Linked DNA regions of Mus musculus: region 2 is linked to region 1. A link is a contact called in ENCODE Hi-C or POLR2A ChIA-PET data. All regions are on one chromosome and are shown on one strand. Each heading gives the region's core, a stretch centred on a gene start or an enhancer-like site at or near the end of the contact. The rest is flanking DNA. Distances are from core to core; before and after follow the strand shown.

Region 1 (3,563 bases), core at 345-2,844:
AAACTGGAGGAACCCAACAGGCAGCTAGCAAGCAGTCGGACTTCCCCAGCTTTTACACCTCTGCTCCCAGACAGATCCTTCCAGCCCCTGCTGCCTCCTGGAGGCAGCAGCTGAGCTCAGCAGAGAGCAGCACAAAGTGTTCACCGCTCAGACTGGGGGAAATTAGAGCAAAATGTTTCCAAGCTGGAGCCTGTGCACAGCTCCCGATCGAAACAGGGTTTTCATTTCATTTGGGGCAGGCTTCTATTCAGATGGGAGAAAGACGGGGACTTGGGGGCTTTATCCATTTACAATCTGCAACGAGCCAGGCACAAAAAAACAGAACCACCCCCATCCCTCCTTTCTGGTCCTATCCATTGAGCTCCACATTCTCCTGAACTAAATAAAGACCACAAAGCCAGCATCTGCTCCTTCAAAGAAAAACAAAGTTTCCATACTGGCCACAGCACAGACTGGGGTCTCAGGGATGCCACTAACCCAAGACACCTTTAAAAAGATGCTTGATCCTACCTCACATCGAAACAATTAATTAATCTGTTTGTGAGCAAATGAATGGAGAGACAGAGAGAGAAAGGGGAAGAGACAGCCAGTCTGCCTTTCACAGTGCCTCATTTTCCTAGTAGCTAGCAGCCAGGAGTCTTGGCTGACCAGGATCCCCTGACCTCAGAGTCTCCCTCACTCCCAGCCACCCAGTGAACCTTTATGCACCCTAACAAAAGTCAGCAACACTCACAGTTCACTTGGAGAGTAGATTTAAATTCAAATACTAGATTTCTTAGTGTCTGCTTTTTTTTTTTTTTGTCCCAATTGAAGTTGGACAACACTTTCTAGGAGAACAATAAATACTCAAAATTAGATTAGCAGGGGTGCCATGAAGAGATAAGATGAAGAGGAGCTAACATTCAATTTACAACTTCCAGAATTCAGGAGCTGTGAATTAATCCATCCCCACCCCCCAGAGCACGGAGTTTAAACTCATCCTAGACTCAGAATGCTCAGCCCAGTTGTCTGGTCCGCTGAAGGATGCCTCTGGGCATATCACATGCCTTTCTGGAAGTGCGCTTGTGGTTTTTACAGCCAATCTGATAACCAGAAGTAGGAGTGGGCAAACAGTGATGCCAAGCTCACCCCTAAGCTGGCTTTGGGCAACCTCAATGGGGCATCCCACATTCTCTGCAAAGTTTCCCTGCTTCCTGGAACTTAAGTACTCACAGAAACAAATCAGAGTCCAGTAGCAAACAAACATACACAGAGGTTTCCCTCCACAAATGACTGAACTCAGATCCCCCAAATCAGGAGCAGTAGCTTGCAATGCAGGCATGCAGCGTGCTTTGAGCTTTCCAATCCGGACCTGCAGGCTCTAAAGCCCCCAGCTCAGGGATCCAAGAGTTCTCAGAAAAAGCCCAGTTCTCGTAAGAACAGGAGTCCTGCCCCTTGCCGTAGTTGCTCGGCAAAGCTGTCGCAGAAGCAAGGCTTTCTTACTTACCTCAGGGCTTCCTGGGCTGTGGTTTGCCTTCCTGACGGTGAGCGCTGCAGGCTCCTTCAGTGCTGAGCAGTTTGTAGCAACTGAGATCTCTCAGGGCTCCGGACTTGCCTTTTATATACACTGCGGGAAAGTGCCTCTAGGTGGCAGTTTTGCAACCCTCGGCTCTCCTCCCGCCCCTCCTCTCCCACCACAGCGCGCAGGCATGCAGGCTTGTACAGGCGCACACGCCCTCCTGTAACCCTCTCTAGGTTGTTGTTTCCTGCACAAACACATTCTTGGGAGCCCTCAGATCCCTCCCTTTGCAAAGGCTAGATCCTATTGGGGGAAATGTCAGCAGAAGAAAAACCAAAAGAAGTCCTAGGACGTTCCAAAATGATAGAATATTGATCCAGTCTCAGGTATAGCTTTTAATAATCCCATGAGCACCGGGAGTTCCTTTGAATGCCTGTAGCTTCAGGGAAGACTTTGTTCCCAAGACAAATTACTCTGAACTTCTGAACTTCGATGTTGGTTTGTCAAGCTTGCTCTTTCTTTGTCGATGCCTCCTGGACAGAAGTCACATTTTGGAAAGGGGACGATTAATCGACCCTGTACCGCCATCACCCAGAAGTGAGGGAAAGTGCCTTTAGGTTGGATCCAGATTCTGCTGGAACTCTTACACAAAGTCCTTAAGGCCCTATTAAGACCGTGTTCCACGGAGTCGAGCAGTGCCAGTCACTGAAAAGGCCTTGTCGCAGGTGAGGTAGAGTCGTCATTGTGAGCTTAGCCAACTTTTATCGCAGTCCTCATCTTTATCAAAATCTACATTCTAATCGCGATGCACATTGCTAAGATTCCCTGTTTTGTTTTTTAAATGTGTCTCTTGCAATTCCCCATTTAGTAAAACTCAAGCACAAAATGACCCAATCTTTACTTTTAAAGCCGCGCCACTGTAACGCCTCCCCAAGTGCCCCCCACCCTCCAAAGGGCTGGTGGTCACTCTGCTCTCATGCCCCCCTGGGCCTCTGAAAGGCAGTTACAGCACCCACAGTTGAGGCGCGGGCTGTACGCAAAATCTGCCTTCACCAACACTTGCCGAGTCTATTTTCTAAGTCTCCGGAGAGTGACTGCTGAACACAGGAACCCGAGAACTTGGGGATCAGAGTCTCACGTAGGCTAGAGAGCTTCGGTCTAGGGAAAAACCTTAACAAAAGAAGTGGTTTGTTTAAACAGCCTTGCACTTTACTCCTGGCGGGGCAGATCCTGCTCAGTGAGCTCCTGAGGAGCACACCTGCTTTCCGGGCTGTGGGAGGGGTGTGTGTCTGCAAGGAGTAGTGTGAGATCTGGTGGGGGGTCATACGGCCTCCTGGGGAGTCTGTGACCTCAATGCAAGGGAGAGGCCCTGAGGCCTGTGGGCGGAGTCTGTGGCCCGGAGATGTGGTCTGTGGTCTCAAGGGTGGATCTGGGTCTAGCTAGAGGTGGGCGGTCCTACAGCCACAAAGACTGGTCTGTGGCCCCAAGGGGAGGGAGGTCTGAGTCAACAGGGAGGGTCTGTAAGAACAGGGAGTGTCCTATAGCATCAGGCAGGGACCTCTGAGGCCTCAGGGTCAGAAAAGGGTCTGGGGCCTCCGGACCCAGCTGGGCCGTACTACCCCAGGCCTTCTAGCTTTCATTCACTGAAGACGAGGCACTATTAGCAATCCGCCCCAGTTTGGGATGCCAAAGCGCCTGCGCATCGCAGCACGCCCAGGCCCGGGGCCAAATCCTCTGCAGGGAAGGTTCTTGACTGCCTTTGTCCAGAGCCCAGCACTGCCTGGGAGCAAAGCAGAGACCTGCCCTCGTGCGGCCATCCCAGGATGTCCACAACAGGGGCCGGCTCTGCTTCTCACCGCGACACATGGACCAAGGCGGACCTCAGAGAACTGGACTTCCCAGGGGGAAATGCGCTTGCTACAGCAGAGCCATATTGATGAGACCATGCACTTACTTGCTAAGAAAGAAGATGCAAAGTAATTTTTTAAAAAGTAAAAAAGTACACACCCACCCTGAGAGAGAGAGAGAGAGAGAGAGAGAGAGAGAATGAATCAAGGGTGAGCAT
Region 2 (3,678 bases), core at 854-3,353, 400 kb before region 1:
CGCAGGATTACTTACAGACTTTATAGCAGGTGGTATCCTCTTCCACAGATATCTTGCATTATTCCTGATTTACACAAAGATGAGTTACAAAATAGTCACCTCAGTCAATACATAAAATTACAGGCCGAAACACCAAAACAGGCCATGGCACAACTCAGTTTTATATGAATTTGTTGAGGAAAAGCAATTAAAAAAAAAAAAAAAAAAGGAGGACATGAAATAACCTTTTCCCAGGTTAATTAAAAAAATTTTTTTTAGGAGTTCTTTTTAAACTAACAATTCAGATCCTAAACCATAACAACACATTCAAACCACAGACTTACACACAACCACTCAGGTACAAACAATGTGTCCATTTCGAGGCTTTGGGTATCCCTCGCAATACAGGCATACACTGTGCTGTTATAATCTGGAGCCCTTCTCCTAGTGAGTCGTAAGACACACGATTATATGTATAATGAAGAAACTCAGTGTAGTTTCTGTAAAAATATCACAGTAGGTTTGGAACTGCACCAGGCCTCTATTCTCTAGCCCTCTCAAGCTCCTGCCTCCCACCCAGGAAGACTAATTCAAACATGTCTACCTCCCCTGGTTCTCCCAGTGTTCCTTCCCAGCCCCAGCTTTTTTGCTCCTACTGAGTACATATACAGTTGCTTTGGTTTTATTTGTTTGTTTGTTTAGATAGGGTTTCTCTGTGTAGCCCTGGCTGTACTGGAGCTGGACCTATAGACCAGACTGACCTCAAACTCAGAGATCTGCCTGCCTCTGGCTCCCAAGTGGGAGGATTAAAGGTGTGCGCCACCACCCAGTTTCTGAGTAAATATAAGTAAAAAGAAAAAAAAAACATGATTTTTTTTTTAAACTCCATTGGTTCTTGATGCTAATTTCTCACAAGAACTTACCATGTTTTTAGGTGTATGTAAGACATACACGACAAGAAAAATATCGAGCTTATTTATTCTTAATTATGACAAAAAGGGAAACAGATATAACAGGATTACAGTAAAAGACACCTATCTGCTGCATGTACTCCTGCATCATCTCAAGGAAGCTTTTCGTTTTAGGTAAAAGGTGCTACTTACATGTCGTTCTGGAGCAAGTACAAAGCTAGAAGCTGACCGTACACTGGCGGTGTGGCAATTCCTCCAGGAGCCTAGAGAGCGAAAAAAGAGGGGAAAGCCTCACTTCCTAATACACTTTCAGAAAAGAGAAAATGAAAACTTAAAAAGTAAGTTTTCCAGCACTACTATAGATGCAGAAAAATGCTTAGGGAAGTATCAAAGGTTAAAACCTGAGTTTAGATCTGTTGTGAGCTGTCATTTATCTGCAGTTGGATATCAGTTTCTTTCCATAGTCACAAATATGTAAGTGACATTACCTCGGAAGGTCAGGTCTCAAATTAAAAAAAAGGGGGGGGGGACTACTTCCAACAGGTTCTTAATGCACTATTTTTCTGGCCGTTATCTTAAAAGCTTAAGTAAGCTTAAGACAGAAGACTACCAAAAGGTAGTTATAGAGGCCTGTCTCTCTTCAATCTTTATTCATTCAGCAAGGTCTGCTAAAGGCTCATCCGCAAGCTGCTGCTGTCTCCTTTAGTCCGTGAGCCCCCGCCCTCCCTTTTTTTTTTCCTTTTTCTTTCTTTTTTATTTTTATTTTTTATTTTTGGGGTTTTCATAGTTCAAGCTGGCTTCGAATTCACCGGCAATCCTCTCGCCTCCGCCTGACGTGTGCCCACCGGAGTCCTGTGCCACTGCGCCCAGCCTATTTAGCGAACTTAACTTAACGTTACAAATGGAAGCAGCATCTCTTGATGAACCCGGAGTGTGCGCCCCGCAGGCCGCGGCCCGGCCCGTTACCCTGGAAACGGCGCCCACCCGACCGCCCCACCCTGCGGCGCTACCTCGAGTTCCTGGTTCTCGCACTGATCCAACAGCTTTCTGAAACTGAAGGCGTTGTCCGCCATCACCGCCACTGGCATCTTCCCGGCCGCTCTCGCCGCCACCACCTCTGCCAGACCAAAGCACAAGCTGGCCCTCGGGGCGTCGCGCCCGCGATGAGGTAAAGGAGCTGCCTCTCAGTACGCATGGGCGAGCGTGTCGTCACTTCCCGAGCGACGCCGTAGCGGAATACAAGGGCGGCGAGCGCTCTGCCCCAACGTCTCGGTGCTCTGGAGGACCCGCCCCAGGCTAGGACGAACCGGCTTTCTGAGTCAGAGCCCTGCGATCCGGAAGGGTTCGGCTGCGGCTCGGATTATCCGCACGGGGAAATGATAACGGGACTACATTTTTCCACAACCAAAGTTGCCGTGGGAGAACAGTAAAACCGTTGGACCTCCACGTGTTTCGAGAGCGCTGAACTGTACTTCTTCTAAGCTAAAGTGTTACATACAAGTCCAAGAAACTCCAAACCTGAAACTCTTCTTGGTTTGGGTTATGCACACACCCCTCTTCTAACAATTCACTTAGCAGCCTGACTCTCACCTACACCTACTATGCGCACGCGCACGCGCACACACACACACACACACACACACACACACACACACACCTTTTTCTGAAAAAAAAAAAAAAAAAATCACCTAGCAATTGTCAGCAAACCAGGACCCCTGTTCACAACCTGCATGGAACTGCATGCAGACAAACCCTCTCCAAGTAATGGGATAAGTTTCTTCGCTCTCTGCGGACCATCGAACAGATTCTATTCAGTAATAATCCAGTTAGGTGCATTATGAGGCCAGGAGGTCTGATCTAGCCTGAATTGGTTTTAGGTGCCTGCCCAGGAGGGTGAACCATGTCTTCTAAGTGAATTTGCTGAGAGAAACTCCTATTTACTGTCTTCTGCCTGTGCGTGCTTGTGAACGCTTTTGATTAAAATCAAATACATTTTAATAATAAAATTATTTAATAAAATTCAATAATTTTACATATTGAGACATGCACAATAGAAAAGGGAGGTAACATAACTAAATTGTTTTTTCTGTTTTTGTTTTGTTTTTGGTGTGTGTGTGTGTGTGTGTGTGTGTTTTGGTTTTTCGAGACAGGGTTTCTCTGTATGGCCCTGGCTGTCCTGGAACTCACCCTGTAGACCAGGCTGGCCTCTGCCTCCCAAGTGCTTGGATTAAAGGCTTGTGCCACCACTGTCCGGCAAAATTTTTCAATCAAAACAGAATGCAGTGCTCCTTAGCAATAAGACTCCTCTCAAAGCTCATAAAAACCCCAAACAGTAATTGGGGCTCTAGAGTATGCTGGCTCATGTGGCCAGCGGTCACTCTTGACAGCATATTTCTTTCTGATCTGTAGTATGGCTTTGCTTTTGCATAAAGTTTCCTTGCTACTTTGCAAACCTGGGTGCCTGAATTTCAGTTCTGGGCATGAGAGGTAAAAACACCCAGCCAGACCCTAGTCAGTGCTCAGACACAGCAAGCAATGGTCCGGACACCACACCTGCCCCCTGCTGTCTTCTCTGGCAGAACTGGAGACTGGAACACAGGCCTCGTGCATAGTTTTAGCACTGAGCTGTGCCCCCGGGTCTCCTTTTACTTACTGGTAGACAAGGTCTTACTAAGTAGCCCAGGCTGGCCTTGAACTTTTGGAAAAGCTCCAAACCTAACTCTCACTTCTCTCTCTGCCTGCCTCAGGCTCAGCAGACCAGCACAGTGTTATCACCTGTGTACCTGTG

Evidence for each region. Hi-C counts contacts between places; a loop is a spot of excess contacts on that map. ChIA-PET counts read pairs that join two places held with the same protein, here RNA polymerase II (POLR2A).
Region 2: POLR2A ChIA-PET joins it to region 1 with 15 read pairs in embryonic stem cell. The contact joins the promoter of Cops8 here to the promoter of Ackr3 in region 1. A Hi-C loop is called at or near these places in 5 of 37 maps with a recorded cell type or tissue (CH12.LX, Patski, adrenal gland and 1 more). POLR2A ChIA-PET finds 5 or more read pairs at or near these places in 2 of 5 experiments (Patski and embryonic stem cell).

What each region holds. Positions count from the first base shown.
Region 1 is chr1:90,202,011-90,205,573 of GRCm38, reverse strand. It overlaps Ackr3 (atypical chemokine receptor 3), which reads right to left and starts at 1,594. Exons shown (of 2, transcript NM_007722.4): 1 at 1,487-1,594.
Region 2 is chr1:90,601,850-90,605,527 of GRCm38, reverse strand. Cops8 (COP9 signalosome subunit 8) reads right to left here and starts at 2,103. Exons shown (of 8, transcript NM_133805.3): 1 at 1,901-2,103; 2 at 1,083-1,153; 3 at 16-64. The coding sequence starts at 1,978.